6 separate regions of the Homo sapiens genome follow, and regions 2, 3, 4, 5 and 6 are each linked to region 1. Evidence: chromatin loops called from intact Hi-C (ENCODE). Cell type or tissue: HCT116. All regions are shown on one strand.

Evidence for each region. Hi-C counts contacts between places; a loop is a spot of excess contacts. Peaks named below come from ENCODE experiments on the same cell type or tissue, not always from the same donor. Only the 100,000 strongest peaks of a DNase experiment are listed, where the experiment ranks them.
Region 2: a loop joins it to region 1, with 14 times the contacts of the local background. A loop is called at or near these places in 85 of 110 quality-filtered maps.
Region 3: a loop joins it to region 1, with 5 times the contacts of the local background. A loop is called at or near these places in 27 of 110 quality-filtered maps.
Region 4: it touches region 1 in a loop (6-fold over the local background); 2 of 110 quality-filtered maps call a loop at or near these places.
Region 5: it touches region 1 in a loop (12-fold over the local background); 21 of 110 quality-filtered maps call a loop at or near these places.
Region 6: a loop joins it to region 1, with 5 times the contacts of the local background. A loop is called at or near these places in 31 of 110 quality-filtered maps.

The regions. Positions count from the first base shown.
Region 1 is chr2:10,433,217-10,438,216 of GRCh38, forward strand. No RefSeq gene overlaps it. Among named protein-coding and RNA genes, the nearest start is that of SNORA80B, 11 kb to the right of the region's middle. RefSeq lists enhancers at 1-368, 369-1,333, 1,978-2,027. In HCT116, a CTCF peak has its summit at 1,908 (motif pointing left); a DNase peak (open chromatin) is centred at 1,885; H3K4me3 peaks cover 288 bases; H3K27ac peaks cover 795 bases.
Region 2 is chr2:10,070,604-10,075,603 of GRCh38, forward strand. The region is part of intron 1 of CYS1 (cystin 1); the gene reads right to left. Among named protein-coding and RNA genes, the nearest start is that of CYS1, 7.3 kb to the right of the region's middle. RefSeq lists an enhancer at 687-1,188. In HCT116, a CTCF peak has its summit at 2,146 (motif pointing right); a DNase peak (open chromatin) is centred at 2,178.
Region 3 is chr2:10,139,526-10,144,525 of GRCh38, forward strand. It overlaps a transcript of RRM2 not described here. Among named protein-coding and RNA genes, the nearest start is that of RRM2, 19 kb to the left of the region's middle. RefSeq lists a silencer at 3,070-3,119 and an enhancer at 3,144-3,805. In HCT116, a CTCF peak has its summit at 3,028; no DNase peak of the experiment used is centred here.
Region 4 is chr2:9,775,435-9,780,434 of GRCh38, forward strand. LOC100996549 (a long non-coding RNA gene) reads right to left here and starts at 4,558. Exons shown (of 3, transcript XR_241267.4): 1 at 3,007-4,558. RefSeq lists silencers at 2,594-2,723, 4,296-4,435, 4,466-4,515. In HCT116, a CTCF peak has its summit at 2,668 (motif pointing right); a DNase peak (open chromatin) is centred at 2,667.
Region 5 is chr2:10,268,559-10,273,558 of GRCh38, forward strand. LOC124907731 (a long non-coding RNA gene) reads left to right here and starts at 3,843. Exons shown (of 2, transcript XR_007086209.1): 1 at 3,843-4,160; 2 at 4,744-5,000. RefSeq lists an enhancer at 3,117-3,617. In HCT116, a CTCF peak has its summit at 2,163; a DNase peak (open chromatin) is centred at 2,163.
Region 6 is chr2:9,811,471-9,816,470 of GRCh38, forward strand. It overlaps LOC105373421 (a long non-coding RNA gene), which reads right to left and starts at 3,247. Exons shown (of 3, transcript XR_007086206.1): 1 at 2,750-3,247. In HCT116, a CTCF peak has its summit at 2,548 (motif pointing right); a DNase peak (open chromatin) is centred at 2,571; H3K4me3 peaks cover 692 bases.

The DNA.
Region 1 (5,000 bases):
GGGCATGTGGTCTTAGTGTGTGCTGTGGATGTGTGTGGTGTGTTTGGGTGTGTGGGAATGGTGTGGGGATGGTGTGACTTTGTGTGTGATGTCGAGGTGTGTGGTGTGTTTGCATGTGTGGTGGTGTGTGGGCATGGTGTGACCGTGTGTGCGATGTGTATGTGTGTGGTATGTTTGCGTGTGTGGTGGTGTGTGGGGCATGGTGTGACTTTGTGTGATGTGGATGTGTGTGGTGTATTTGCGTGTGTAGTGGTGTGTGAGGGATGGTGTGACTGTGTGTGTGCTGTGGATGTGTGTGGTATGTTTGCGTGTGTGGTGGTGTGTGGGGCATGGTGTAACTATGTGTACATGTGTGTGTTGTGGATGCATGTGTGTCTGTGTGTGTCATGGTGTGTGGGGCATGGTGTAACTGTGTATGCTGTGGATGTGTGTGGTGGTGTGTGCTGTGTGTGAGTGGCATTGCGTGTGCTGTGAATGTGTGTGGTGGTGTGTACTGTACTGTGTGTGTGTGTGTGTGTGTGTGTGTGGCATTGCGTGTGCTGTGGTGGACCCGAGTCCACAGGTGGGTGGCTTCTGGAGTGCCACATGAGGCTGTTGAGTGGCAGCCCTGACAGCTCATTCCAGGAGGGCCAGGTGGGGTGCCTGTCTCCGTGGCCTGAGAGGCTGGGCCTGGGCTCTGGGCACCCTGCTCCCCTTCCTGGCCCACCTGGGCCCACAGTGGCCTCCCTCCACACTGAGCTTCCCTGCACCAGGCCTGTCCTAGGCCTCCATGTCCCCTCCTCCAGAGGTCGCCTTCGGTGACCTCATCAAATTACTCTGGTCGTCTCCACCCTGAAGCCCTGCGAGGCTGCTCAGGAATGAGTGGGGATGAATGAATGAAGGGAGGGTCAGCAGGTGGCTCTGCTCTGTCTTCACGCAGCTGGAACCGCATGAGCTTATGCCCTGGACACACACTGAGACCCAGGCCAAGTCCCAGCTCCACCTCGAATGAGCCGCCTGGCACTGGACAAGCGCTGTGTCTTCATCTGTAAACCATGTGGTCAGGGAACCAGGGGCAGAGGGAGGGGCTGCAGGGCCTTGAGGGGAATGGCAAGGGTCCTCAGGGGCAGGACCTGACCTCCAGGTTCCTGGGGACCTCCGAAGGTGGGGGCCCCAGGGTTAGGGTCAGGCACCCTGGCAGGGATGGCAGAGCATGGGAGCCATGTGTGCGGGTGTCTTGTGGGGTGTGTGTGAGGCTGGGGCATGTGGTCTTAGTGTGCGCTGTGGATGTGTGTGGTGTGTTTGCATGTGTGGTAGTGTGTGGGGGATGGGGAGGGCGGCACAGGCAGCCTCAGGTGGGCTCTGCCTCTGGCTCAGGGACAGGTGCCAGGCACCAGCCCCACAGGAGGGGTGGCGGGGGGAGATCTGCCCTCCGCCCACTCAGCCTATCATGGGGGGTGGTCAGGGGAGGCCGGGTGGGGTCACCAGTCGCTGGTGGGCACAGGGGAGGATTGGGAACACCTCAGAGGGGATTGGGGCCACTTCGGGGACGGGCAGGGGGACAGGCAGGACCAAGGCTGCAGGGCCCCACCAGCTGTACACAGGGCTGGTTCTACAACATGGGGCAGGGGTGCAGGGGCTGGGCTGGGGGCTTCACCTGGGGGGCCTCAGGAAGTGTTTTGGGGGTCAGGGGAGTGGTCTGGTCGGGGACTGGGCTGCCTGGTGCCCCTTCCTCAAAGCCCCCGGGACCCTGGAGTGGCTGAGTCGGGAGCTCTGGATCGAGGCCACGCTCCAGTCTCACAGCCCTGTGGCTGTCAAGGGCCCCCTGCGATAGTGGAGCTATCAGTGTTTGCCCAGTGGTCGAGTGATTTGACTGCCTTTTCCTGGCCCCGACCGCGCTGCCACCGCGGGGTGCTGCTGCCCCCTGGTGTCCATAGCTAGGAGGGCCATCCAGGGCTTGGGTGTGCGGGTTCCAGCTGGGCCTGCTTTCGAGAAAAGCTTTCTGTCCTGGGCGGCATTTGATGACAGAGGAGGATGCTGAGGCCCAGAGGAGCCCCTGACTTGTGGTGGGCCAAACGGCACACAAAAGCTGAGGCCAGGCTCCCGGTACCCAGGACCAGAGGCCTTATTGCCAGATAGGAATGCCAGATACAATACAGGGCACCCAGTTACACTTGAATTTCAGATCAACGAGAAGCAATTTTGCAGCTGACATATGTCCCGTGCAGTATCTTATCTTTGTGCTAAGTCTGGCAACCCTCCTTGAGAAGCCAGGGAGTGGGGCCTGCACAGCCCTGGGGCGGGTGAGAAGCTGGAAGGGCCAGGCCTTCTGACAGGCACCCCCAGGGCCAGGTGCATGACCCTCCTGGCGGAACCACCCAGGCCCAGACTGACCCTCGCCCAGCAGGGCACCAGGTCTCCTCCCCTGCGGAGCCACCCCCGAGCTGGCCCAGCCTGGAGACCCCCGCTCCCCAGCTCACAAGCTCACGGGCCTGAGCTCCACAAGTCACCTGACTGAGCTCCACCTAGGTAACCCCTGGCCAGTGGCAGAGCACGCCTGGTCACAGCCCTCTCCAGCCTGGAGTCAGTGCTGCATGTGGATAAAATTCTCCGAACTCCCAACAGCAGCAAGAATTCCGGAGGCGCTTCCACTCTGTGCCCTGCATTCGGGCCTTCACCAATCCTCCCTTGTAGCTGCCCTGCCGTGGGTGGGGGGCACCAGCTCAACCCCCACTCAGAAGGAGGCGGCCGTGGGGACCCCTGTGCCTAGTGAGGCATAGGGCCTGGGTCTGGCTAGTGCCTAGTGAGGTGTGGGGCCTGGGTCCAGCTTCGTCTGTCCAGCTCCAGCCGAAGCTGAAGCCACAGCAGGAATGCAGGGCCAGGTGCCACCGTCTGTGGTATTCCGGAGCCATGGGTGCTCGGGGCTGCCTCTGCCACCCTGGCAGGGAATAGGATTGGCAGAGAGCAGGGGCCGGGAACACGTTGCCCTTGGTGAGAGAAGGATGCCGCATTCTAGTCATGGTCATTGTTCAGCAAGAGCCCAGGAGCAGAAGCTGGCTGGCGAGGCAGGGCCCTGAGGACACCCAGGCCCTCCTTCTAACTTACAGACTCGCCTTGGACGAGTCACTTGGCCTCTCTGGGCTTCATCCCATCTGTAAAAAACAAGAACTGGGAGAACTCTGCAAAGCCTTTGCTTCACATGACGTCCTACCTTGAAACCCGATGGGTGAGATTGGGTGAGGCGGAGAAGGCAGAGCCCCCCACTTGCCCCCCTCACCCCCAGGCACTGAGGCTTCTCGGGAATCCCTGGTGGGGACAGAGCCCGATTTGAAATGGGTCGACTCTTGCCTTCAGGGGCAGTTTTCCAGCCGGGCCCAGAGATGGTGCAAAGCAAACCCCCAGATCCAGCATGGGGGAGGGCCCATGTCAAAGAGGGTACAGGGTGACAGCCAGAAAACCCCCTAAGCGGAAGGGGCTAGCCAGCCACTTCGAGTCACTTAGGAAAATCTAGTAAGGAGGGAACCTGCGAAGAGATGTGTGGTCCCAGTAGCAGAGGTCACTGCTGGGGTGTGACGAGCACATGACTTCACAAGACAAGCCGAGTGAGGCCCGGGAAGGGGCAGGCCCTACCCACGAGAAAGTGCAAAGTGGGCATCAGCCAGGGCTCAAGAGGGCCGCAGGGGGCACACGTGGCTTGCTCTGCCCACCGGCTTCTGGCCTGCCCTTGGTTGCTGCAGGCTATCTGTGAGGGGCAGTGCCTGGCCCTGACACTGTCGGGGAGGGAGGGGTTGACCACCTGCTGATGTGCCAGGAATGTTCCCATCTTTGGCTTCTGATGGGTCTGCTGCCTTCGTCGGCCTCATGAGCTGGGTTGGCATGAGCCAGCCCTCCTGGACCCTGCAAAGGTGAGGACCAGGTCGTGAGCAACTCTACCATGTCCCCCTGAGCCAGTCCACTGCCCAAGCCACCCTCCAGCTGCTTAACAGCATGTTCCCAGGGTAGGGAAACACCGAATGAATGCTGGGGTCCTCTGACCTGGCTTGAATGCTGCCTCACTATCTGCGTGACTTGAGTTCATCTCTGAGTTTATGTCTTCACGCGGGAAACCTATTTTACAATCCTCGTAAAGTCAGTAATACATTCCAATATCAAAAGCGCAGTGTGGAGCCAGTCCCCACTCTCGGCCCAGGCCTCTGGTTCTTCTGCCTAGAGGCAACCTCTGTTACCCGTTTCTTACAAGCTCTTCCAGAAATATGCCATGCATATGCAAGTATGTATGTACACACACAGTTTGTTGGGGTTTGATTTTGCTTTTTACACACACAGTAGCATACTACACGTGCCCCTTGCTTTGCTATCCTCACTGAATCTAGCTTGGAGCTTGTTCCTTATCAGTACTGATGAATCTGCTTCATTCCTTAACCACTGTATATCCCGTTCCATTGACAATTTCATCAGTACCTGCTTGTGTACAAGAGATTGTTTACAAATGATGCCACAATGAATAATTTTAGAAGAGTATCATCAGAGAAATTCTTAGAACTGCTGGGTCAAAGATAATGTGGATTATTGATATTATCAAGTTCCCTCCAAAGAGACTGTTGCTCTAATTTACTTTTCCGCCCAGTGCTTGAGCACACCTGCTCACCCCGCGAGCTGGGGAACTCTTGTCTTTGCCAATCTGATAGGTGAGAAATAGATTCTCATAGTTTTACTGTGTGTTTCCTTTGGTTGACAAATGTCTTCATGTTCAAAAAGTTTACTGTTGGCTGGGCGTGGTGGCTCATGCTTATAATCCCTGCACTTTGGGAGGCAGAGACGGGTGGATCACTTGAGACCAGGAGTTCAAGGCCAGCCTGGCCAACATGGTGAAACCGTCTCTACTACAAATACAAAAATTAGCCCGGTGTGGTGGCATGCACCTGTAGTCCTAGCTACTCAGGGGGCTGAGGCAGAAGAATCGTTTGAACCCGGGAGACAGAGGTTACAGTGAGCTGAGATGGTGCCACTGCATTCCAGCC
Region 2 (5,000 bases), 360 kb before region 1:
CCAAAGTGCTGGGATTACAGGTGTGAGCCACTGCGCCTGGCATATTTATTTATTTATTCGAGACAGGGTCTTGTTCTGTTGCCCAGGCTGGAGTGCGGTGGCCTGATCATAGCTCGCTGCAGCCTCAACTCCTGGGCTCAAGCAACGGTCCCATCTCAGCCTCCTGAGTAACTGAAACTACAGGCACATGCCACCACACAAGGCTAATTCTTGTACTTTTTGTAGAGACGAAGTCTCCCTATGTTGCCCAGGCTGGTCTTGTACTCCTGAGCTCAAGCGATCCCCCCACCTCGGCCTCCTAAAAAGTGCTGGGATTACAGGCATGGTGAGCCACCACGCCCAGCCTGAGAACCCTTTTTGTTTGTTTGTTTGTTTTGTTTTGAGACGGAGTCTCGCTCTGTCATCCAGGCTGGAGTGCAGTGGCGTGATTCGGCTCACTGCAACCTCTGCCTCCCAGGTTCAAGCGATTCTCCTGCCTCAGCCTCCCGAGTAGCTGGGATTACAGGTGCCCGCCACCACGCCCAACTAATTTTTTGTATTTTTAGTAGATACGGGGTTTCACTATGTTGGCCACGCTAGTCTCGAACTTTTGACCTCAGGCCGTCCACCGGCCTCGGCCTCCCAAAGTGCGGGGATTACAGGCGTGAGCCACCGTGCCCGGCTCTGAGAACCTCTTAAAGCTAAGGCAGGACATCCAGCCAAGCCCAGGGCCTGTCAGGGTGGACACTGAGCTGCCTGCTGCTGCCCTTCTGAAAGGGCAGCGGGACCCTTGCGGCAGGGGGCTTGGAATGCCTGGCGTAGGGACCTGACTTTGCACTGCTCACTAACATGAAGACACTGCAGCTTCAGGGCAGCCTTAAGGATGGAATGCCATCCAGTGCGTGAACGGCCCCCCAGAGCGGACGCAGGAGGAAGCAATTTCCCCAATGGCTCAGCCTTGCTGTTTCTGTTGTTTTCACCTGTGTTTTTCTCTGTGCCTGAGATTTTATTGCGTGGCCCTTTATCTGGCCAATTTGTTTAAGCCTTGAACTTACTTTCTCAGATGGAAAAAGCATGAGACTCCCAGAACACACAAGCTTGCTGAAGCAGCCAGGAGGAGCTGGTATGAAAAGCAAAGACACAGCAGCCCCAGATGGTGGCTCCAGCCTCCTGCAGACAGGGGCTCCTCCAGGGGGCTGCCTCCACCTGCAGATCACTGAGACACCTGGACGGACGTGGGGAACCGGCAGCACCTGGGCTGGGGCCCTGGGAACTGAGCTGAGTTCAGGACCAGTGTGTGTGTGCGCCCTGTTTGTATGTGTATGTTTGTGTGCGTGCGAGGGGTGTGTGTCATCCCTTGAGATTCTAGGGGGGCTTTGGAAAGACCAAACCACAGCTAAACAAGAAGCAGAAAACATATGAGAATGAAGCGAATAAGATCATCTCTTAAAGTTTTTGACTCTTAAAACTAAAGTTTTCGTGAAAATTAAAGTTTCAAAGGTTACTTTTTTTTTTTTTGAGACAGAGTTTCGCTCTTGTCGCCCAGGCTGGAGTGCAATGGTGGGATCTCAGCTCACTGCAACCTCTGCTCCTGGGTTCAAGTGATTCCCCTGCCTCAGCCTCCTGAGTAGCTGGGATTACAGGCATCCGCCACCACACCTGGCTAATTTTTGTATTTTTAGTAGAGCTGGGGTTTCACCATGTTGGCCAGGTTGGTCTCGAACTCCTGACCTCAGGTGATCCGCCTGCCTCGGCCTCCCAAAGTGCTGGGATTATAGGCGTGAGCCACCGTGCCCGTGCCCGGCCCAAAGGTTACTTTTTAGAAAATCCACTGCATATTTACCCAAAATAAAATATACAGTGGATTTCTTCTCCTGAAAGAGTTCTTCCATTAACTCTTAATTTTTAGCAGCTTAATATGTATGTATGTACATACACCAGTTATATGTGTAATTGGCAGAACAATTCCATTCCTTTTATTCCATAGTATGGATACACTTCCCCCTTCCTCTTTCAGAATTATCCTTCTTTGAAGCCCAGGTTTGGTTTGTTTGGCTTTTCGGTTTTCTTAAGGAAACTTGAACATGTACAGTAGAGAAACTCCTACAACGGCTCTCCTGGACCTGACCCAGCTTTCACAATTTTGCTAGTCTCGTTCTGTTGCTCACCACCAGAGGGCACTGTTCTCCCCACACAGAGGCCAAGATCCCAGTGCCCTGGGGAAGCTCCACTGTAGGGCTTTGCAGGCAGCAGAAGCTGAGCAGTGCAGGTGGAGGAGCGGTGGGGGAGCGGTGCAGGCAGGCTGTGAGTCGGAGAGTGGTGCGGGTGGGCTCTGCGTAGGGGGGGATGGCGCAGGTGGGGTCTGCGCGGGGGAGCAGTGCAGATGTGTGGGAGCAGAGCAGATGTGTGGGAGCAGTGCAGATGTGTGGGAGCAGAGCAGATGTGTGGGAGCAGAGCAGATGTGTGGGAGCAGTGCAGGTGGGCTCTGCATGGGGGGGCGGTGCAGGCTGGCTGTGTGGGAGTGGTGCAGATGGGCTCTGGGGGGCAGCGGTGCAGGTGGGCTCTGCGATGAGACCTGTCTTGCATGGCTAACATGACAAGGACGTGACAAGGGGCTCTGGGAACCGCCCCCCCCCCCCCCCCGGCTGTGGGCTGCCAGTCCAGGGCCCGTCTCCACTGGGAAGGCCTTGCCTTGAAGGAGGTGTTTCCAAAGCCACAGGGAAAAAGGCAAGGGAGACCCAGAGAGGCTGTCACTGGACTCAGGGTCTGAGAGACTTGTCCGTGCTAACAGGGTGTGGATTGCGGTTGGCCTGACCTGCAAACAGGCACCCTCCCACTCCTTGCTGGGCCCCAAAGTCCTCCGATGTAAATAAGAAGGTGGGACTGAACCATCTGTGAGGTCCCTTAAGCTCAAGTCATCTCGGATTTCAGCAATAGAAAGAAATGACAGCTGTCTGGCCATATACTATCAAGAAACAGAGCTTGGTGGGAATCGGAATGGGTGGCCTTGGGCAGGGGGCTGCTTTCCCTGCTGGGTAATGGGCTCACGGCATTTAGGGGCAGAAGGGCCTGTGTTGTGCACAAACCACTGCTCTGACCCTCCTTCCCAGAGTCTAGTTAGGGTCTGCCCCAGCCCTATGGGACTCAAAGCTCCAAGGTTAAGAGCTCTTGGTCAGCATCTCTCGAAGAGTGCATGAGCCGACATCCTCCTTTCCACGGCATTTCTACACCCTGCCGTGCCCAGTACTCAGCAGCAGCCACCACAGCCTCTCAGCAGGGCAGGAAATGTGAGGCTGTACCCCTGACCGTGATGCAACCAGGCTTCTAATCACCTACAGCAGCCAGCAGCCAGGGACCATGAAGGGAGAGAGCCTCTGAGGCTGCCCGCTCCTCCCCCGGGTCGAGGCACTGGGCTTCTAACATCTTTTAATCCTACTCTTTTTATAGAACTCCAGAGAGGACAATTCTTCCTTCAGTTTTTGATGTTCATGTTCCAGGCTTGGCATCCTTCCCCACCCATCCACACGCTCTCCCTCAGCAACTGTACTCTGGTATGGCATCAGCCACTATCCAAATGCTGATGTCCACGAAATGACAGCTCCAGCTCCAACCACTTTTCGCAGTTGACAGGAATTTCGGACAGCCCACGGAAATTATCCACCTAGGACTCAAAACTCAACTTGTACAAAACTAGGCCCATCCTGTTAATAGCATTCTGAATCTTCTCAACTACACAAGCAGGGAATCTTGGAGTCTTTCTAGAAACTCACTTTCCCTTGCTTGTCAAACTCAGTGGCTCACCTCACCTCCTCCTCCACCTCTCACCTGGATTCCTCCCTTACCTGGGCTCCTGCCCCCATGCAGTCTCCCCCAGTACAACCTCCCCCGCCACTGTGGATCCTTCTATTACACAGGCTGGGAAGACACACAAGAAACTGAGAAGCTGCTTGTCTCTGGAGAGGGGAGCTGGGGAAAGAGTTGGGAGGAAGGGAAATTTTCTTTGCAATGCATGTTTTCAATGTCCCCTCATGTGCCTGTGTATTACCTCTTCTAATTTTTAAAATAAACATTTAAAAATAATGAAACACAGAAAACTTCGCCTAGCTCCCCACTGCCTACAGGACAGTTCAACCTCTTAGCTTGGAATCCTGTGAAAATGTGACCCAAACCCGTCTCATTGGTTTCTGCTCTCCGACATCACCTGGCTGAATGGCACATAAACTCCAGGCTGTTCAAAAGCACTTCTGGGCCAGGTGCGGTCGCTCATGCCTATAATCCCAGCACTTTGGGAGGCTGAGGCGGATGGATCACTTGAGGTCAGAAGTTTGAGACCAGCCTGGCCAACATGGCGAAACCCCGTCTCTACTAAAAATACAAAAATTACCTGGGCATGGTGGCACATGCCTGTAGTCCCAGCTACTCAGGAGGCTGAGACAGGAGAATTGCTGGAACCCGGGAGGCGGAGGCTGCAGTGAGCCGAGAATGCGCCACTGCACTCCAGCCTGGGCAAGATAGAGTGAGACTCCATCTCAAAAAAAAAAAAAAATCGCTTCTGGACCTCTGGAGTTTTCTACACATTGTTTCCTCTTTATGGAAAGCTCCACCCTTTGTCAACCGCTGGAACACATTAGTGATCCTTTAGAACCAACTCAGACACCAGATCCACTGGAAGACTTCTGCCTCGGGTGGGATTCCCACGCCTCCACGTGTGCAGACGCACTGGAGCATGCCTTTACAACATGCTTCCACGGGAACTTGCAAACGTGCATTTACGCACCCCTTCCCAACACGGTTATGAGCTTTTTGGGGGTCCGCACCATCCTTTCTTCTTGTCCCCTGGATCAATTGAAATATCACTCATTGCCATTTAAATTTGTGTTCTTTGCTACAGACTTGAACGCAGGCAGATAGTCACCGTCTTCAGGACAGTGACTTTGTTTTGCTGCAAGTCCATTAAGTTACCCATCACCTTGACGTCCTTCTGTGGAGGTGCTGTCCCGCCAGGCACTCACTGTGACTGC
Region 3 (5,000 bases), 290 kb before region 1:
GTGTCAAAGGCTGGAATCACCACATTGCTGGGGGCGGATGAGGGGACAGTTAGTGGATTTGGGGTCTGTTCTTTCTCATCTCTCTTGGTGACCCTTCCCCTCCATCAGGAAATGAGGTGCTGAGCCATCTCTATGGTCCCAGCCTTCGGTTTTGCTCTGTTTGGGGCGTTTCAGAGAGCTGGACTGTCCCAGGCCCCTTGGGAATTGGAAGCAAGTCCTAGAACTTTCTGGAACACAGAGAGTGGTCTGTTGGGCCTTCCTTTGCTTCCTCAGTTCCCACCCTCCTCCTCCACTCCTTTCTAGGACTTTCCTTCCTCCACCCCTGGATCCTCCAATGTTAACGGAGCAGGGGTCAGGAAATAGCCCGTGGGTGGGATCTGGTTCACCGCCTGGTTTTATACATACCAGGAGCTAGGAATATGTTTTAAAAATCAAAAGAATGGCTGGGCGTGGTGTCTCATGCCTGTAATCCCAGCACTTTGGGAGGCTGAGGCGGGTGGATCAAGAGGTCAGGAGATCGAGACCATCCTGGCTAACACAGAGAAAGCCCCTCTCTACTAAAAATACAGAAATTAGCTGGGCGTGGTGGCGGGCACCTGTAGTCCCAGCTACTTGGGAGGCTGAGGCAGGAAAGTGGCGTGAATCCGGGAGGCGGAGGTTGCAGTGAGCCGAGATTGCACCACTGCACTCCAGCCTGGGCGACAGAGCAAGACTCTGTCTCTAAAAAAGAAAAGAAAAAAAAATCAAAAGAACATTTCGTGTTGCATGAAGATTCTATGAAATTCAAATTTCAGGGCCCATAAATAGCTTCGTTGGGGCGCAGCCACACTTGTTTGTTTACGTATGGTCTGTGGCTGCCTTCACCATGGATAAGAGACTGGAATAGCTGCTGTGGTCTGTATTTTCTATCTTTACAGAAAATGCTTGATGAGCTCTGAGTAAGGCCTGACCATGTTCCTGAGAGCTCCGTAGTGGACCTGATGGGAAAGTAGTGGATGGCATTGGTGGTGGCTGAGCCAGCAGGGTGCCTGCTCAGAGAGCCGGTTATTAATGGAGTGCTAACCAGTCACTCTAGATGAGAAATACACAGATCACATTTAAACACAGGGAAAGCTGTTTACAGGAAAATGATAAAATAGCAGAACGTAAAGTTATGGGTATACTGTGCTTACGTTGTCATAAAAATGTGTACATATGGATAGAGAGGAAGGTGTCCCACGTGGAGAAATGAAAAGGTGCCTTAGGGGGCAGGTTGGGAGTAAGAGCAGTTTTTCTTTCTATTCTATTTTTCTGTTTAAATTTTCCTATAATGTTCTTATAATAAGTGTTGATGAGCACTCGCAGCCACCAGGGGAAGCAGCTACCCAGGCAGAAGGCTATTCTGGGTCTCAGGTGGGCTTTAGGGAGAGGGACCCTGAGCTCTGGACCAGGGTTAGGAGGAGGTGCCCCGGGCATGTGGAGGCTGGCAGCCCTCGCTCCTGTGAACTGGCGGCTGGGGCTGCATCTCGCCCACGTCGCTGTCATGTGCGGGGCCCACGTTGTGAGTTGTGTGTCTGCTCACTATTGTGCTGTAGCCTCTGGAAGTTGCTTAGGAGCTTGGGATTTCGTGGAGAGGTGGGAGTTAGTTGCTTCTGTCCAAAGAGGTCGGCCAATGGGGGCCATTCTGAGTTCAGAAACCGCTGGCTTGGAGCCCGATGGACCCAGCCAGGCCCAGCTCTGCTGTTGACCAGTTATGTGCTCTGGGACTCAGGTTAAGTCTGTGGGTGGCAAAACTGGCACCTCCCATCCCATCTTCCCTCCATCCCCTCCCCCCACCCCCATGTCTCACTCTGAGCCTTAGGGAGTTGGTGCCACCTAGCTACGCTCACTGACACGCATCTCATGCTGTGCTAGGATGTTGTCCCCATGTTAGTGTGCCCTCTCCAGGGAGACTGCCAGCCCTCGTGGGTGTGCATCTTCTGCTTCTGCATCCTTGGTCACTGCCAGCAGAGGTCTGGGCACATGGTGGTGGACAGTGGCTATTAACTGTGGTTGTGCTGGAATGGAGGAGGCCTGGTGTCTGGTCTTGGAGTCAAGAATGCATGTGCTTAAGGATTCCAAGATCACACGGAGGAGGGTATGATTAGCTCTGGGAAGCGGGGAGGCAGGAAGGAGGGCAAGAGACCTCGACCTGTTCTTGGGAAGGAAAGAGCAGGTGAGGGTGGGGTACTGTTCCAAGCACGGGAAACAGAGCCCCAGGAGGTGGCCATGGCCTGGGGCTGGGGCTGGGGCTGGGAGGCGGTTGCTCCAGCATGCAGTCACTGAGCCCTCCTGTATGCACTGCTGCAGGTGCTGGGAGACCGTGAAGTGCAAAGCAGATGGAGTCCAGGCCCTCGGGGAGACAGCACGCCAGTGAGGGAGATGGAGACCAATCACCCACCCAGTGTGCGGTAAGTCAGACGGTGACAAGCTCTGAAGACAAGGAAAGCAGGGAGGAAGGGGCGGGCTATGCCCCTTGCTCTTTCATGTGGGGAGCCAGAGGGAGCCAGAGGATGTGGGGATCGACCACGTGGTTAGGGGAGGAAAGCATGTTTCAGGCGGAGGGTGGGCAAGCGCAAAGGCCCTGTGGCAGGCGCGTCTGTGAGTGGTCAGAGCAGAGTGAGGGGTGGGAGATGGGGCTGGGTCAGTGGAGTGGGTGTGTACATGCAGGTCTGCAGACCCAGGTAAAGAGTCTGGATTTCATTTCTAAGGGGATGAGAAGCTCGGGAAGGTCTGACCAGCCTTACGTCTTGAAAGGGAATCCCCTGCTTCTGCGTGTCAGGTGTTACTCGGGGTGCGCCAGTGGAAGCGGGAGGCAGTTGCAGCTTTCAGGTGAGAAATGATGGCAACTCGCACGGTGGGGGAAGAGGGGCCACTGTGGAGGTGGCTTGCGGGGCCTGTCATCTGCTGTTTCCTAGCTCAGTGTACAGGGCCCCCACGCACCCCTGCCAGGTCGGAAATCCAGGTACTGCCAGCCTCTGCCGTTCTACGTGTGGCCAGGCGGGGGAGCTTCGCCCTCCCATGTCCCTCACCCCATGCCCCAGACAGCACGGTCCTGCGATCCCCCTCCCATTCCAGTGCTCAGTATAGCCGTATCCCTGCAGGCTCAGGCCCCCACCATGGCCAGATCCCCCACCCCACCTTCACCCTCCGCCAGTCCATTGCACACATAGCATCTGGAATGGTCTCGGGCAGCACCTCAGACGATGTGGCTGTGTTGCATGAGCCCCTCCCCTCACCGCAGCTCTCGGCCCTGCCTGAGCCCAGGTGCCCGCGGGCTCCCCGCTCACCTCTGCCTTGAACCTTCCTGAGTCTGAGCTTCTTTTTTGTTTTGTTTTGTTTGGTTTTGAGACAGAGTCTTGCTCTGTCACCCAGGCTGCAGTGCAGTGGCGCGATCTCGACTCACTACAAGCTCTGCCTCCTGGGTTCATGCCGTTCTCCGGCCTCAGCCTCCCGTGTAGCTGGGACTACAGGCGCCCACCACCTCGCCTGGCTAATTTTTTGTATTTTTAGTAGAGACAGAGTTTCACCGTGTTAGCCAGGATGGTCTTGATCTCCTGACCTCGTGATCTGCCTGCCTTGGCCTCCCAAAGGGCCGGGATTACAGGCGTGAGCCACCATGCCTGGCCTGAGCCTGAGCTTCTTAAACACCACATCCTCTAGCCTCCTGCCTTCACACAGGCTGTTCCCTTAGCCTGGACTTTGTCCCCACCCACCCGCTCCTGATCTTTCAGGTCTCAACTTACAGGTCACTTTCCCTGGGAACCTCCTCAGACCCAGTGAGGCCAGATTAGGGGCCTCCTCAGAGCCCTCATGGCCCCAAGTGTTTACCACTTCGCTTTTTCATACTATCCAAAGTGCACAGAATCGTACACTTTTCTGATGCCTTGTTCCAGCTGAGTGCCCTGAGGGCAGGGATGGGGTCCGTGTCCTCCGGTGTGCTCAGCCAGCACCTGGCCAGGCACTCTCAGTGTTGTTGAATGAATGAGCGAGTGAGTGACCCGCAGGGGAAGCTGCTGTGTCTGACACGGTAACGTGCAGGTTGCACTGGGGGGGCCTGGTTGAGATCATGACTGGAGTCCCTGGCCCCCAGAGTGGGAGTCATCAGTGGGGCTCGCTACCTCTGCACAATTTTTTTTTTTCTTTGAGACGGAGTCTTGCTCTGTCGCCAGGTGGTACAGTGGTACGATCTTGGCTCACTGCAACCTCCGCCTCCTGGGTTCAAGCAATTCTCCTGCCTCAGCCTCTCGAGTAGCTGGGACTACAGGTGTGCACCACCGTGTCCAGCTAATTTTTGTATTTGTAGTAGAGACGGGGTTTCACCATGTTGGCCAGGATGGTCTCGATCCCTTGATCTTGTGATCCGCCCGCCTTGGCCTCCCAAAGTGCTGGGATTACAGGCGTGAGCCACCACACCCGGCCCCTCTGCCCACTTTCTTCCCCTTCCTCCTCTCCCGTCTCCACCAAGGCTGTCTCTGGAGTGGCTGTGGATCTGACAGAATGCATGTCCGCTCTGCCATCACTATTCACGCACAGCGCCTGTTGGGGACTCTCCTGTAACCCAAGGGGGTAGCGGAAGGATGGAGCTTCAGGCCTTGAGGGCCAGGAAATGAATGTGGAAGACTGAATCCTCAGGGGACCCCAACTCTGGGCCGGGTCTGGGGCTCTGTTTTGAGGACGGGGAGTGGGAGGAGGTGGCAGCAGGAGCCGGCGTCTGAGGCATCTCCTCACACTCTTCCAAGGTCAGAGACGAGGTCTCAGATACGCTTGCTAATGCACGATTTATTTCTTTTTCAATTTCCTTTGGAACCTGTGCTGTGCAGATGTTCACATGATGTGGTGGGGAAGTGAGTTTTATAAAACTCTTGGCAGAGTACCATTCGGCATCCCTGTGGTTCTAGAGATTTCTGGGGCCTCGGGGCTGTAGCACCAGCTGCAGACAGCTGCCTGCCTTCTTACAGTGCTCAGCTTTTGGGTCCAGC
Region 4 (5,000 bases), 660 kb before region 1:
ATTTTGGGGGTGTCCTTTTTCCTTTCTCTTCCTTGGCCAGGATGAGTCCCTCGGGGAGGGGGCACAACAGGACCTCAGAGGTGGGTCCTGGTCGGGGTCTCAGGAAACGGAACGTGTCGCCATTCTGCCTGCTCTCCACTGTGGGATGAGTCCTCACTGCCATGGGACAAGTGAGAGTTCCAGACAAGGACCTGCCATGGACCAACCCAGACACGTGGGGCAATGACTTTGTCTCCCTCAAACCTCCGTTTCCTCACCTGAGGTAGGGAGATCTCTAACCTCAGCCAGCCCCTTTCATGGAGCCATTGGGATGGTCAGAGGGCCAGTGTCAAATGTGAAAAACGCCTCGGATGCCATGAAATGCCACAGGGGTGTCAGCTTTGGGTGAGGCCACTAGAGTTCCACGGCAACGAAGGGCTGCAGAAGCCATGCTGATGATCCATGGGGACTCTGAGCTCCAGGGAGAGAAGGGGAAAGTTCAGCCTACACAGCAGGTTGGGATAGAGCAAGCGGGGAGCCCAGACCTGCCGACCCCCAGGCCTGGCTGAACCAGCCCTTCCTCTGGGCCTGCAGGGGGTTGGAGGGGCTCCCCGTTGCACAGTAGAGGTGCTCCTGGGCACAGCAGCCTGGGATAAAGCATTTTAAGCCCAAGGTGTTTGGGGACAGGTCTTGCTGTTGGTTACTTTCACAGGGACAAGTCAGACTCAGTGCATAACGGCAGGGACTGAGGACTGCTCGTGGCTCCGGGGAAGGCTGGCAGGGCTTGGTTGGATCTTGCACTGCCTCCCTCCTCCCTCCTGGAGGCCAGATACACCATCCTGCCCCCCAGCCTTGGCTAGAGATGTCCCCTCAGCCTGGCTGTCCTCCCCACTCCTTCCCAGCTGGGGAGCAGCACCCTTCAACCACCTGTCCACGGCCCCTGCTCCAGGAAGCCCACCTCACAGCCAGCCAGAGGTGACTCTGCCCCCCCTGCCCTGGCCATGAAGTGTGGAGTGGTGGAAAGGGTGAGGCCCAGATCTGGAAACCTGGCTTCTCCTGCCACCACACTGTGGCTGTGAAACGTGAGCAAGCACTTTGCCTCTCCGAGCCTGGTTCCTTATCTATAATTGAGTTTAATTCCCAGGAGTACTGAGGGGAGGAGGGTTAAATTTGTACATGGAAGAAATACATTTGAGCATCTATTAAATGCCAGGCTTAAAAATGTACACTTACGTGTTAGTCATAAAAAAAGCGCCAGGCCTGACTTTAGGCATTTATCAAAAAAGACAAAGCCTGTATAAGTGAATATTCTAATGGGGGACACAGTGGACAGATGAACGACGACTCAAAGAAGAATAACAGGCAGGATAAGGGTGTAGACTCATCCACGGAGGGTGCTATGCTCTCTATAGACACCATAGGTACTTAATAAATGCTGAATGCATGGATGGATGGATGAATGGGTGGATGGATGGGTGGGTGGGTGGATGGATGGATGGGTGGATGGATGGGTGGGTGGGTGGATGGATGGATGGATGGATGGATGGATGGATGGATAGACAGATGGATGGATGCTGCATCATACCCCCACCTCTCATAACCAACAACGGCCATGGTTGTCACCCACAGTATCTCCTTCTCAGAAGAGCTCGCCAACCCCCCAAGGTGGGCCAAGGAGCAGCCAGAAGAGGGCTCTGAGTGGAGGTGGGCATGGCACCCCTCCCACGCTACCTCCTCCTCTCCTAGGACCATCTCAGAAGTAGCCTCCCCTTGCAAGGAGGCTGGCAGGGCAGAGAGGGTCACCCAAGGCCTGGAAAGAGCCCCAGCAGCTGGCAGCAAGTATCCCAGGCACAGGGCGAAGGCTCTGCCTGTTTCCTGTCTGGACCTCACAATGCCCTGGCATGGCAGGGCGTCCCCCCGGGAGCTGGTGCTGAGAGGGTGGCGGAGGAGGAGACCCCACCTCGGGGGACCAGGGATCAGGAGAGTCAGCAGGGCCTTCAGAAGTCCCCTGATTCAGGCTTCTCACTTCTAAGTGGGGACATGGAGCCCTACAGAGGGTGAGGACTGGCAGAGGTAACCCAGAGTCAGGTATGGGGCAGAATTAAGCCAGGTCTACCTGAGTCCCTTTACAATTTACCTTCAAAAGGCCCCAGCTTCTGCTGAATGTTTCCTCCCCTTTTAAATGCACCCTGCCCTTGGTCTTGTCCTTGACTCTGCCCTTGGCCCTGTCCTTGGCTTTGCCTTTGGTCCTGTCCCTGCCCTTGGCTCTGTCCCTGTCTTGGCCCTGCCCTTGACTATGTCCTTGTCCTTGTCCTTGGCTCTGCCCTTGGCCCTGTCCTTGGCCTTGCCTTTGGCCCTGTCCGTGCCCTCAGCTCTGTCCTTAGTGGCCCTGCTCCCTGGCATTACCTCTCCCTCACCCACCGCTCCCTGTCTTACTAATCCAAGGCCACCCTGCTTGTCTCCCATGTCCCTCATGCCTTTTGTCAACTGTGGAGATGATGACACTCAGTGGGTAACTATGGCATATGGCTTGTGGCTTAAGGAAAGGCACTCCAAGTTTCCACTCCACGTGCTCAGTCTCTAGAGGGTCCTAATGTGAGACCACAGTCTCAGGCAAGCCATTCCAGGGCATGAGGCTGAAGAAGTGGCTGACAGTCCCAGGCCAGGCAGCACTGCCAGCTCCTCTCCTCAAGGTGGAGCTCTCCTCTCCACCTCGGCAGGAGTCGGCAGTTCACTCAGCCCATGGGTGCACAGGCACATGCGGGCACACATGGGCACACATGGGCACACATGGGCACATGCAGGCACACACAGGCTCACGTGGGCACACACACAGGCATACAAAGGCACACATGGGCACATTCGGGGCACACGAGCTCATGTGGGCACAACATGGGCATACACAGGCCCACTTGGGCACACTCGGGGCACACATGGGCCCATGCAAGCACACATGGACACACACAGTCACACATGGACACACACGGTCACCCACACGGGCAAACACTCCCAGTTACTCCAACCTACCTCCAGACCTTCCTGACCTGGATCCTCCCGATCTGGGCATCCTGGGTGGAAGGTAGGGCTCCCCCTAACACCTGCCTGACTGAATAGAAAAAGAAAATAAATAAAAATGGAGCCTTTCCTCAGCTTCTTGGGGAAGTCGTGGGCCGGCCAGGGGTTGGCAGGAACCAAATGGGCTGGGTCAGCACTGCATGAATCAGAGGATTTGAGAATTGCTGGGCGAGAGGTTCTGCAAATCACCAGATCAGAGCACTATGGAGACACGGTGTTTAGCATCACAGAATATCAGAATCACAGACCCTCGGGAACAAGCACTGCTGTTCCCAGCCTCCTCCCTACAGATGTCTCCAAATCCCAGACAGCACCCGCTGAAGCCCCTGCCTGGCTTCCCTGCTGCTGTCGGCCTCACTCCCTTCCTGTCCACGCAGCCCACCCTCCTAAGCGACCTTCTGCCCAGCCACAGCCATTAGCTCCCTGCTGCTCAGAAGCCATAGCAGGCTCATTTTTATGAGGAGGACAGAGTTCATTAGCTCACCCTCTGCCAATCCCCTCACTACCAACCTCCTTTCCCTTCCAGTCTCCCCCAGAGGGGCCACACTATAGCACACATAGTAAAAAAGTCTGGGCACGAGCCCTGATACACATCTATTGTTTGTTTGAAAATGATGTCCCTGACAGTGCAAGACGACTGGCCTCCTCCTGGAGTGGATCAGGGCTCCCAGAGAGCACGAGAGGAGGTAGTGGAAGCTGCTGGCCTCCCGAGGCCCGGCCCGGCCACCACCCGCCTTCTCTTGGCTGCCTCTCACTGGCCAGAGCAACTACAGAATCTGCCTGGATTCAGGGAGTGGCATGGGGTGGGGTGGTGGGGGTTGACGATGGCTATAAGAAACGGCTTTGAAGATGGAGGGAGGGCCATGAGCCAAGGACCGGGGCAACCTCAGAAGTGGGAAAAGGCAAGGAACCAGCCTCCCCGCAGAGTCTCCGGAAGGAAGATGGCCTGCTGGTGCCCCAGTTGTTGCCCGGGGAGACCTGCTGCGGACTTCTGACCTCCAGAACTATAAGATAGTAAATGTGTCTTGCAAAATAACAAATTAGTGGCTTAAAACCATGAAATTTGTGGTAACTGTGACAGCAGCAATAGGAAATTGATACAAGTATGTATCCGACTATTATTATATGTGTTAAGTGTTGTTAGAGTAGCGAGAAACAGACATCAGCTTTAGCAAAAAAAAAAAACCCACAAAAAACCCAGAAAATGTATGAAAAGATACTGTCCCAGCTCACAGGATCAAAGTGCTGAGCGACCACTCACAGGAAGCAGGAAACACGGAGGCTCTGGGTGGATCAGTGAAGCAAGAAGTTCCTGCCCTTCTCTCAGGGCACCTGCCTGGTGGAGGCTCCATGCAAGTCCCAGGCTCCATGAACCTGGATCCCAAACTCACTGGAAAGGGAAATCCAGACCCAGCCTGCCTCTGCCTGTGATGGCTAGGAGAGGGAATTGCTGGGCCAGGAAGCCACCCCTATGGGTACCTGCTGGAGCCCAAAGCCCCGTTCTAGTAAGCTGCAGCTGGTGCAGAACTTAAACCTGTGGCCCCAAGGCCACGCCTCCCTCCAGGCCACAGTTGCTCTCAAAGGCAGGCTGGTGAGGAGGCGTGTGTGGCCTGAGCAGGATGCTAGAGAGCCGGGGAAGCTGAGGCAGGAAGAGGCATTGGCTCCAGCTGGCAGAGCCCTGGAGTCAGGAGGAGAAGCCGGAGAAGCTCATGAAGCCCAGAGTCTGCGTGCTAGGGACTCGCGAGCCGCATTTGGCCACAGACGGTTTTATTCAGCTTGCGTGGTTTTTGTTTGCCTGTCTGTATAATGGCTACAATATGCTGAAGACATTAACAAGATGGATTTGCAATTTGCTTTCAAATCGTGTTTCTTTGCAGCCTCCCATCTCCAAAGTGAGGAATGAGTTCATGGCTTCAGAGAAGGAGGTGAGGTTTCTACCCTGTGCC
Region 5 (5,000 bases), 160 kb before region 1:
TGAATGACGCAGACCACACTCAGAGACTGCAGTGCAGTGATTCTCAAAGTGTGGCTCAGGGGCACCCCTGGGAATCCCTGAAACCCTTTCGGGAAGTCTGTAGGTCAAAACTATTTCCATAACAATACTAAAATATTATTTGCTTTTTTATTCTCATTGTCTCACACATGTGCAGTGGAGTTTGCCAGATCTGTGCACTACTGCAATCGATTAAATGCAGAAGTGGGTATGTAAATCCTCTATGAAGCCAGACATTCAAGAAACTTGCACAAATGTAAAATCATGCCACGCTTCTCTCTAAACATCTTTTCTGCTTTGCAAAATATTCGTTTTTTAATCAAAAATTATTATGTTAACATGTAACAGACATTATTATTTTTAAGCGAGTTAAAATATTTCTAGAGTTTTTCAGTTTTAGGTGTTCTTTTTGTCTTTTGTTTGTTTTTTTTGGAGGCGGTGTTTTGCTCTTGTCACCCAGGCTGGAATGCAATGGCTCAATCTCAGCTCACTGCAGCCTCCACCTCCCGGGTTCAAGTGATTCTCCTGCCTCAGCCTCCCGGGTAGCTGAGATTACAGGTGCCCGCCACCATGCCTGGGTAATTTTTGTATTATTAGTAGAGATAGGATTTCACCCTATCTGGTCAGGCTGGTCTCGAACCACTGACCTCAGATGATCCACCTGCCTCAGCCTCCCAAAGTGCTGGGATTATAGGCATGAGCCACTGCACCTGGCAGTTTTAGTTTTAAACACAGAAAATCTGTAGATATAGCCCTTATGTGTAAAACATGTTTGGGGTCCTCAATACTTTTGAAAACTGAAAGGGGTCCTGAGACCAAAACATTTGGGAATGCAATGTAGTGCTTCCTGTCCGAGCCAGCCCCACCGCGGCCTGAGAGCTGTGAAGCCACATGAGGATGCCCTCAACGACTCTGAACTCAGATCGGATCTGAGGGTTGGAGGCAGCCTCTGCCCCACCAGGGCCCAGTGGCTGTGGGCAAATCACTGAGTCTCTCTGAACCTCCGTCTTCTCCTCTGCCCAGGGAGAATGATAATAGGACCCACTTCAGAGCCACCGAGAGGATCAAAGATGAGGCAGAGTGTCGGGAGAGAGGGGAGCTATGCTTCTGAGCTGCATGCTCTGTGCAAATAATAACTCTTCATCCCCTCCATGGGATCTTCCGAGTCCCTGGGTATCAGGAGTGTGTCACCAAAAGAAGCCTAATGATGACGGAATCTCTGCGTAAGCGGCAGGCAGGGAGTGCTCTCTCCTCCTCTCCTCCCTCCCCACCTCCGCTGCTTCATTCTCCCCTCCAGGCTGCTTGCCAGCTGTGCCTTTACCCCAAGCCCTGGCATAAGCCAGGTGGGAAAGGCTTTCTGACTTTGAAAGGTGGGAGGCAGTGAGGACAGAGAGGAGGCCCGGGGTGTTCTTGGCTGGTCCCAGCCTTGTAACTGTTTCCAGCCAGGCAGAGCCAGGCCAGGGCTGTGAGTCCCAGCTGGGAGAAGGGTCTTCCCTCCTGTGGCTCCGGCTTTGGCTGGGTTCACCCTTGCCAGGCCACCCCTCTGGACTCACAGTGTCCTGAGTGCCCAGGTCTGGAAACGCAGGGACAGGGGCACCAGGGCAAGCCTGGAGACTCGGCGGAAGGAGTGCAGGGCTTGCCACCTGATGCCTGGCTCTGCAGCTGACCAGCCAGGTGACTTTGGGCGTGTCCTTTCTTTCCAGGCCTCAGTGTGCTAAGCTGTGACATGAGGGGGTTGGACTCTGCTCCAGGATCTGAAGCCTTTCCCCTGGGGCCTCACCCAGGCTGCTAAGGGCATCTCCATCAGGAAGGTGCCCAGGGACTGAGCCCATGAGAGCAGCCTGGCTTCGCCTGGCAGACAGGCGGAGGGTATCAGCCAGGGCTTCAGGGGCCCTGTGTGTGCCAACCCCCTTCCTCAGACCAGCACAGGAGACTTATATGGCCAGTCCTGCCCAAGACACCCCAATCTGGATCTTGCAAACCCAACATTTCAGGCTGGGTGGGTGTCTGCGTGTGTGCAAACGTGCACACATGGGCCCTACCTCCATTTACACTGGAAGGACTCCTCCTTAACCTCAGGAAATGGGCAGAGCGAAAGGCCTCCAGCCAGTTTCTCAGCTCCTGCCCCAGGGGGCAGGCTTGCTCCAGAGACCCCGTGGGCGAGGGCAGAAGGGAGGTGCTTCCTGGGCTTAGAGGTTGGGAAGTTCCCGCAGAGCCCTCAGTGCCAGCCCTGCGCCGTGGAGGACCATGTCCTGCAGCCAGTGGGCCCAAAGCGATCTGATCATGCTCCCTGCCAGGAAGGAGGTTTCTTGCACCCCAGCAGGTACACAGTGTTCGTTTACAGATCACACACAAGTGTTGTGCAAATTATGAAACATTCCACAACTAAAATTTCATAAAGATGAGGTCATTGTTCTCAGAGGCTGGCTGTTCACAGGTTCACTATGCCAAGCTGCGAAGGCACACACTCCCCGTGCGTCTGGAAGTCCAGGTGAGGCAGGAGAGAGTCCCAGGGTAACCTGCCTTCATCTTCCCACAAATCGGAGTCCAGCACTTGCAGCAAAGCTGGCATGAGGCTGTGATGACCCTGATGTCAAAGGTCCTTTTCAGGCCAGGTGCAGTGGCTCATGCCTGTAATCTCAGTACTTTGGGAGGCCGAAGCAGGAGGATTGCTTGAGCTCAGGAGTTCAAGACCAGCCTGGGCAACATGGCGAAACCCTGTCTCCACCAAAAATATAAAAAACTAGCCAGGCATGGTGGTGCAGACCTGTGGTCCCAGATACCAGGGAGGCTGAGGTGGGAGGATCGCTTGGGCCTGGGAAGTGGAGGTTGCAGTGAGTCAAGATCACACCACTGCACTACAGCCCGGGTGACAGTAAGACCCTATCTCCAAAAAAAAAAAATGGTCCTTTTCAGTGGTTCAGGGGACATTGTCAAACGGGCCAGAGCTGTGCTGGGCTGATGGGCTCCAGGAAGGCAGCCCCCCACAACACACACAGACAACGCACACACAAGCACACACGTGTGAGCACACATGTACACATGTGCACACACATGCACACACGGACACATGCACACATGCGTGAGCACACACATGTGCACACATGCCCACACACGTACACACGTACACGCGTGCACATACACACACATGCGCACCCAGACCCATGCACACATGCACACATGCACACAGACACACACATGTACACACATGTGCACGCACTCACATGCACACAGATACCCACACTCACATGCACACACGCAAACACACACACGCACCTCTCCCCTCAGTTGTGCGCTCAGACAGTGGAGGGGCTCGCCAGGCCTTGCTTTTCGCTTTTTCCTTCAGACTCTGGGCGATTAATATTTTCCAAAAGGCCTAGTGGCCTCCCCATCCCTTTATCACTCCTGCACTTGCGGCTGGTTTAAAAACAATTCCCAACTTCCTTTTACTCTTTCCAGCTGATCTAACTTTCCATGCTCAAGGCCAAATGACACACAAGCCCTCCCTTTTGAGTCACCAGTGACAAGTGTCCCGTGGCTTGGTGCATGGCGTTGGCTCTCTTTGCAGAGGTGGGACCTGAGGGAGGCTCTGGGAGGGAGAAGGTGGGCCGCGTGGAGGGGACCCAAGGTCTGCTTCTGGAACAAGGAGGGCTCCCCTGCCTGCCCCACCCTCCATATGCTGAATGGTGGTGGTCCCTCCTGCCCCACTGCAGCTCCCACAGAGCTCGTCTCCCCACCCTACCCCTGCCTGGTCAGAAAAACTCCATTTATCCTACAGGGTTCTGCGTGGTTGCTCCCGGAAGCCCACTAGGATCTCCCGGGTAAGTGGATGCCTGTTCCTCCCTGCTACAGGTGGAATTGTGCCCCCGTCTTGAAGCCCCCAGTACCTCAAAATGTGACTATACTTGGAGATAGAACCTTTTAAAAGGTCATGGAAGTAAAATGAGGTCATTTGGATGGGCCCCAGTCCAACAGGACTCATGTCCTTTAAGAAGAGATTAGGGCACAGATACACACAGCAGAAAGACCACGTGAGGACACAGCCACAGTACAGCCACCTCCTAGCCAAAGGACGACCTCAGAATACACCAGCCCTGCCGACACCTCAATCCTGGACTTTCAGCCTCCACGACTATGAGAAGGTAAATGTCCGTGGTTTCAGTCACCAGTCTGTGGGACTTTGTTACGCACCCAAGGGGACTGAGACTCTCCCCTGCGCTCCCGTGCCTCCGGGCCTCCTCCAGCCCAGTGAGCGCCAGGCTGAAAGGTTCTTTCCCTTGTTTCCCTCCCTGCACTGGGACTGGCCTGGAGAAGAATTTGTCTGAACGCCTTTGGTGCCTGGCTCTGCAGGTGTTCAGGAAACACTTGCTGAAGTGAATTAAATTCTTTTTTTTTTTTTTGAGATGGAATCTCACTCTGTTGCCCAGGCTGGAGTGCAGTGGCACGATCTCGGCTTACTGCAACCTCCACCTCCCGGGATCAAGCCATTCTTCTGCCTCAGCCTCCTGAGTAGCTGAGACTACAGGAGCACGCCACCACGCCCGGCTAATTTTTGTGTTTTTAGTACAGATGAGGTTTCACCATGTTGGGCAGGCTGGTCTCCAACTCCTGACCTCAGGTGATCCACCCACCTCGGCCTCCCTAAGTGCTGTGATTATAGGCATGAGCCACTGCACCTGGTGTGAATTAAATTCTTCTTGGCCTAAACACACGTACTTTATACAGCTCTGAGGCTCACAGAAGAAATACACAGTTGGTGCCGGTGCAGTGACTCTGGGGCCACCAAAGGGTACATCAGGCCCCATCAGATCTAGCCAGCGACCTGCAGCCCCCGACAAGCCTTCCTGAGCTTCCACCCCGGCTGCAGCCTTCTCCCCATGTGCCCACGTACTTGGGCTGCTACTGCTGCCTGGGTCTGTCCGCTTGTCAGTCAGTGAAGTTTCCCCAATCTGTTTATATTAGTTATGCTTATCATAATGGCA
Region 6 (5,000 bases), 620 kb before region 1:
TTAAGCTAAAACTCAGGACTGGAAAGAAACGTCAAGCTTGGAACTCGTAGTGCCAGGCTCTGCCCCTCATCTCACCAAAGCTCAGTTTCTCCCCCGTTCAGGGTTGAATTGTGCCCCCCAAAAAGAGATGTTTTTGTCCTGACCCCAGTACTTGTGAAGGTGAACCTATTTGGAAACTGAATCTTTGCAGAGTAATCAAGTTCAGATGAGGCCATTAGGACGGACTGTCATCCAATACAACTGTCCTTATAAGAGGAAGACAATGGTACATGAGGACAGTGACACACAGGGAGACGCCTCGTGGGGACAGGCAGAGGCCGAGGCACTGCCGCTGCAGGCCAGGACACCGGGGGCTCCCGGCCAGGCCAGCGGCTGGAAAGGCAGGCAGGATTCTGCCCAGAATATCAGAGGGCCTGGCCCTGCCCCTGTCTTGATTTTGGACCTCCTGGCTCCCAAACTGTGAGGGAGTAAATGGCGGAGTCTCAGCCACCCCAGTCTGTGCTCTGTGGCAGTGGCGCAGTATCACACACTCCCTGACTGGGAAAAGGGTGGGAAGTCCTGCAGCTGGCCAGAGAGAACCGGCAGACCCGTTTCAGTCCTGTTATCCTGCCCCGGCGGCCGGGCCAGTTCCCCCCGGGAGCCCCGGTGTCCCCCTCCTGTGTGTCCTGCTGGTTCCCGGCAGATGCTCCGGGCGCCACTGCTCTGTTAGCCGCTGTTGGCCTCCTCCTGTCACATGTTTATGCTTGTAGTAGCAGAATCCAAATCCGGGCCATTATCGCAGGTGGCGGGCCTTAACCTGGCAAGCCTGTGAACCCTTCCCAGTGCTGCCCTGGAGAAGGGCTGGCCGCTCAGGCCCTCACAGCCTGAGAGCTCGGAGAAGCTGCCCCCAGACTCTCAGGGCCCTGTGCCTGCCCCAGCCACTTGGGCCTGAAATTAGCGAGGGGCCACACATAGGGGCCCAGACCAGACCCCAGAGAAGTCCCCTGCCCCTGACTTTCCACACATGGCAGCAGTGAGGTGTCTGCTCCCTGGCTAGGGCAGCATTGTTGAGCCCCCACTGGAGCTGGGCGTCTCCCTGCTCTCAAACAAACCAACTGTGCACAGTGGGGCAGGGACGGTTTCCTAGAGGAAGTGGGGCTTAGGCTGACTCAGGGAAGGGCAGTTTCACTGATAGGATCTGTTTACCCGCCTGACTTCTCCAGCATCACCATAAGCTCACAGGGCTGGAACGGATTCAGGTCGCCCAGGCCCAGGGCATGGGAATTGGAAAACGTTTGTTGAGGTGAATCAAAGCTAGATGGAAGGCCAGGCACGGTGGCTCATGCCTGTAATCCCAGCACTTTGGGACACAGAGGTGGGCGGATCACTTGAGGTCAGGAGTTCGAGACCAGCCTGGCCAACATGGTGAAACCCCGTCTCTACTAAAAATACAAAAACTAGCTGGGCGTGGTGGCGGGCACTTGTAATTCCAACTACTCAGGAGACTGAGGCAGGAGAATCACTTGAACCCGGGAGGCAGAGGTTGCGGTGAGCCCAGATGGCACCATTGCACTCCAGCCTGGGCGACAAGAGTGAAACTCCATCTCAGAAAAAGGAAGAAGAAGAAGAGGAAGAGGAGGAAGACGAGGAGGAAGAGGAAGAAGAAGAAGAAGAAAGAAGAAGCTGAAGAAGCTGGTTGGGAAGAAAGGGAATGCGATTCTATGAGGCTGGAGCCAAGACGAGCTGAAGAAGCTGGTTGGGAAGAAAGGGAAGGCGATTCTATGAGGCTGGAGCCAAGACGAGCACTGGAGCAGAGGTTCAGCACAGCGTCCAGGGAACAGACAGTGCTGTGGGGGGAGCGTGGGGGAGGAGGGGGTGGCAAGGACCCCTGTCCACCATCCTGGTGGGGGCCCAAAGGTGCTTTCAGTGTCCTATCACTGCCATGGCTGCTGGCAGAAAGTCCTGGCAATGATCTCGCACGTCTGGGGCTCAGGAAGGGAAGCCCACCCGCCCACAGGAAAGGGATGCCTGAGTGGCCTGGCCAAACTCTGCCCACATCTCCTCTCTGGCAGGACGCATGCTACCCAGGCCCAGTCCCGATCCCAGGACAGCACCCACAGGAAGGCTGCCAGTGGTTCTCCTGGAAGCAAAGACTCCAGCTGCCTGGCTTCTCCCTTCCCCAGGGACGCCTCCATCCCAAGCTCTGGCCAACAGGCTGCCCAGGCTCCCTGGGAACCCCTGGGTGCCGTGGCGAGTGGGGGCTGTGGTCTCACCCCCGGGCACGCCCTTCCTCCAAAGGCCTGGCCAGTCCCAGTGCATCCTGTGCTGAAACTCCCAGGGGATGGGGTTGGGACAGCCCAGCAGGTTCCAGAATGCTCTCTCCTCTGTCCACCCTGAGTTAGAAGTCTGTGTGGAGGCCCAAAGGTACTTTAAGTGCCCCAGCACTGCCATGGCCTGGGAAGCCAGGACACACAGGCTGAAAGAGTGAGGTCTTCCCATCAGAGACCCTGAGCCCCGAAGCTTTGGAATCAGCAGCGTTCAGCGCGATGGAGGCGCGGTGCCACCAGGTGGCGCCGTCAACCCCTCACTTAGGGCTAAGCGCCCTGGCCCCTCTGGATGAACCAGCAAGGGCGGAGGGGGACACCGGAGAGCGAGACGGCCTCGCTAAAGAAGGCCCCCTGGCCTTTCAGGATGAGGGGCTCAGTCAGCCCAGTGATGGGGACTCCGTGAGAACTGAGCTGTGAAAACGTGTTGGAGGCACAGTACCCACCTCTGCCGCGTCTGAACCCAGATTTGCCAGGAAGGCTCTTGCTTTCTCAATCTCTGTTCCCCGGTCATCACGAATACCCTGTGCTGGTCACTTTGTGCATCCCCATTTTTTTTTTCTTCCAAGGATACGGTCACGTGGGCAGAGCTGCAGAGACAGGATCCTAGACAGGCAGGCCTTGAATGCCAGGGCAGGAGATTGCTGAGGATTCAGAAGATCTCGGGAAGCTTCTTAAAGGCCCTCGACCCCTCTCGCTACCTATGAGGGCAGGACTGGAGAGGAGAAGGGAGAAGGCCGGAGACCAGGGGCAGCCCCCATAGGAAGCAGACTCCAGCCGCCTGGCCTCTCCCTTCCCCAGGGACGCCTCAGTGCGGGGTAGGCGCTACGGGAGACCAGGGAAGGGGCTGCTGCAATATTCGAGGTGAGAGTGTCCTGCACTGAAGCATGGTACAAAGAGGTGGGCTGGAGAGGGACGGTTCCAAGAGCAGCTGGCCACCGTCTGCTGCCCTGGCGTGCCCGCCCATTGTCCTCACTGTCTGCCACACCCTCCCTAGCAGGCCATACAAGGACATGTCCTCCCAATGTCCTGTCCCCCGGCCTCAGGCTCAGTCTTTCAGAATTGGCCTCCCTAATCCCATTCCGTCCAGGCTCTGCTAAGAGACAGCCAGGGAAGCTTGCAGGTGAATGTGCGTCTATGAGCAGGCGTTGTGCATGCAAACAGCCCTGCTTGGTGACGCTGAGCATTTTAACAGGAGCCCTCAGCAAGCAAACTCTTAGTCAAGGGGGTGACCCCTAGTGACATTTCAGGCTTTGGGGAGACCAAATCTAGAAGTCTTCTGAAGTCCCTGAAATCAGAGAAATGGGACCATTCTAATAACCAGAAAAATCAGCTTCCTTTGACCCTAGGCGTCTTCTCAGGTCCCCAAGGACAATCTCCTGCTTAATGCACATGACATCATGTTGACCCATTGGCCCAGGGTTAGCCTTCAGCTCTGCCCCCACCCTAGATCCTACTATAGCTGGAAGGTGGCGACCATTTGAACGTGGGACAAGGGACCATTTCTCCCTAGCAAGATGAAGTCACTTACCCAAGCCTTTGTGACAAGTCCGCATCAGAGCCAGCCCAGAGCTGCATCTCTTCCAGCCCTAAGACTGATGAGATAGATAGATAGATATTTGCCTTCAGAACAGGAAGGCTTTTTGTTAATGACTTTTTGTTAATGTTTCAGGGAGAGGAGCAGAGGAGCTCAGTCCAGTATGATTGGCATTTGGTGAAACCTAGTGGTGCAAATGTTCTGATTGGGATGTAACTAACACTCATCCATCTAACCCCTCTAATGTAATCCAGAGTCAATGCACCGTCTCGAGTCTCCCTCTCTCTTCAACACCCCACCCACCTCGCGTCAATATGGAAATACCGTCATTAAAGATAATTACCGAAGGAACAAGCCCCCTGGAGAGTACAACCATGAGGATAACATGCAAAAAGAAAAACTTAAAGCTCTCCATGAAAATTTACTAAGCTAAGGCAACAGAACCTTCTAATGAGTCCAGGTGCGGGCACCATGAGGTCTGTGTGAGGAAGGTCTGGTGACCTCTAAAAAGGACAGCTGTGGAAGAGGCTCAGGCAGGAATGGCGGATCCACTGTCGGCCTCACTGTCGGCCTCGCCCGGGAATCCGTCTTCATCTTTTCCCTTCTCATGAAGCTGTCTGTTGCCAGGCTGGCTATGGGGCTGCCTTATCCACACAGGAAGCTCACTTTTTGAGAAGGCAGCTGAGCCACGTGATGTCAGACGGAGCAGGGACTTCTGTTTGTCAGTGTCAACCATCTGGGAGCCAAAGGTGTTTCCACAACCACAAGAACCGGTTGAGATATTTTACTTGGATCTCTGGGCATTGCACACATCTGCGTTCCAGCAAGTGACCTCCACGCATGGAGGCAGCGGAGAGGAAGGGAGCTAGCTCCAGGAGCCGCAAAGCTCAGCACATTGGCTACAACACAGCCGGCCGATGACTCTAACGCCAAGAAGGAACTCTGGAAGAGAGGAGATCGTGGTTTATGACTCTCTGTGTCCTCCACACAGACAGCAAAGCACCAACAAAGGATAAAAAAAAAAAGAAAGAAAGAAAGAAAGAGAAAAACCAATACAACATTGATGAATTACGACTCCTTAACATACTCTGTATCCTGTGAGAGAAGTTAATATTCTCCCATTCTCATTGATGAAAATCAGAGGCAGGAAGAGGCCCAGA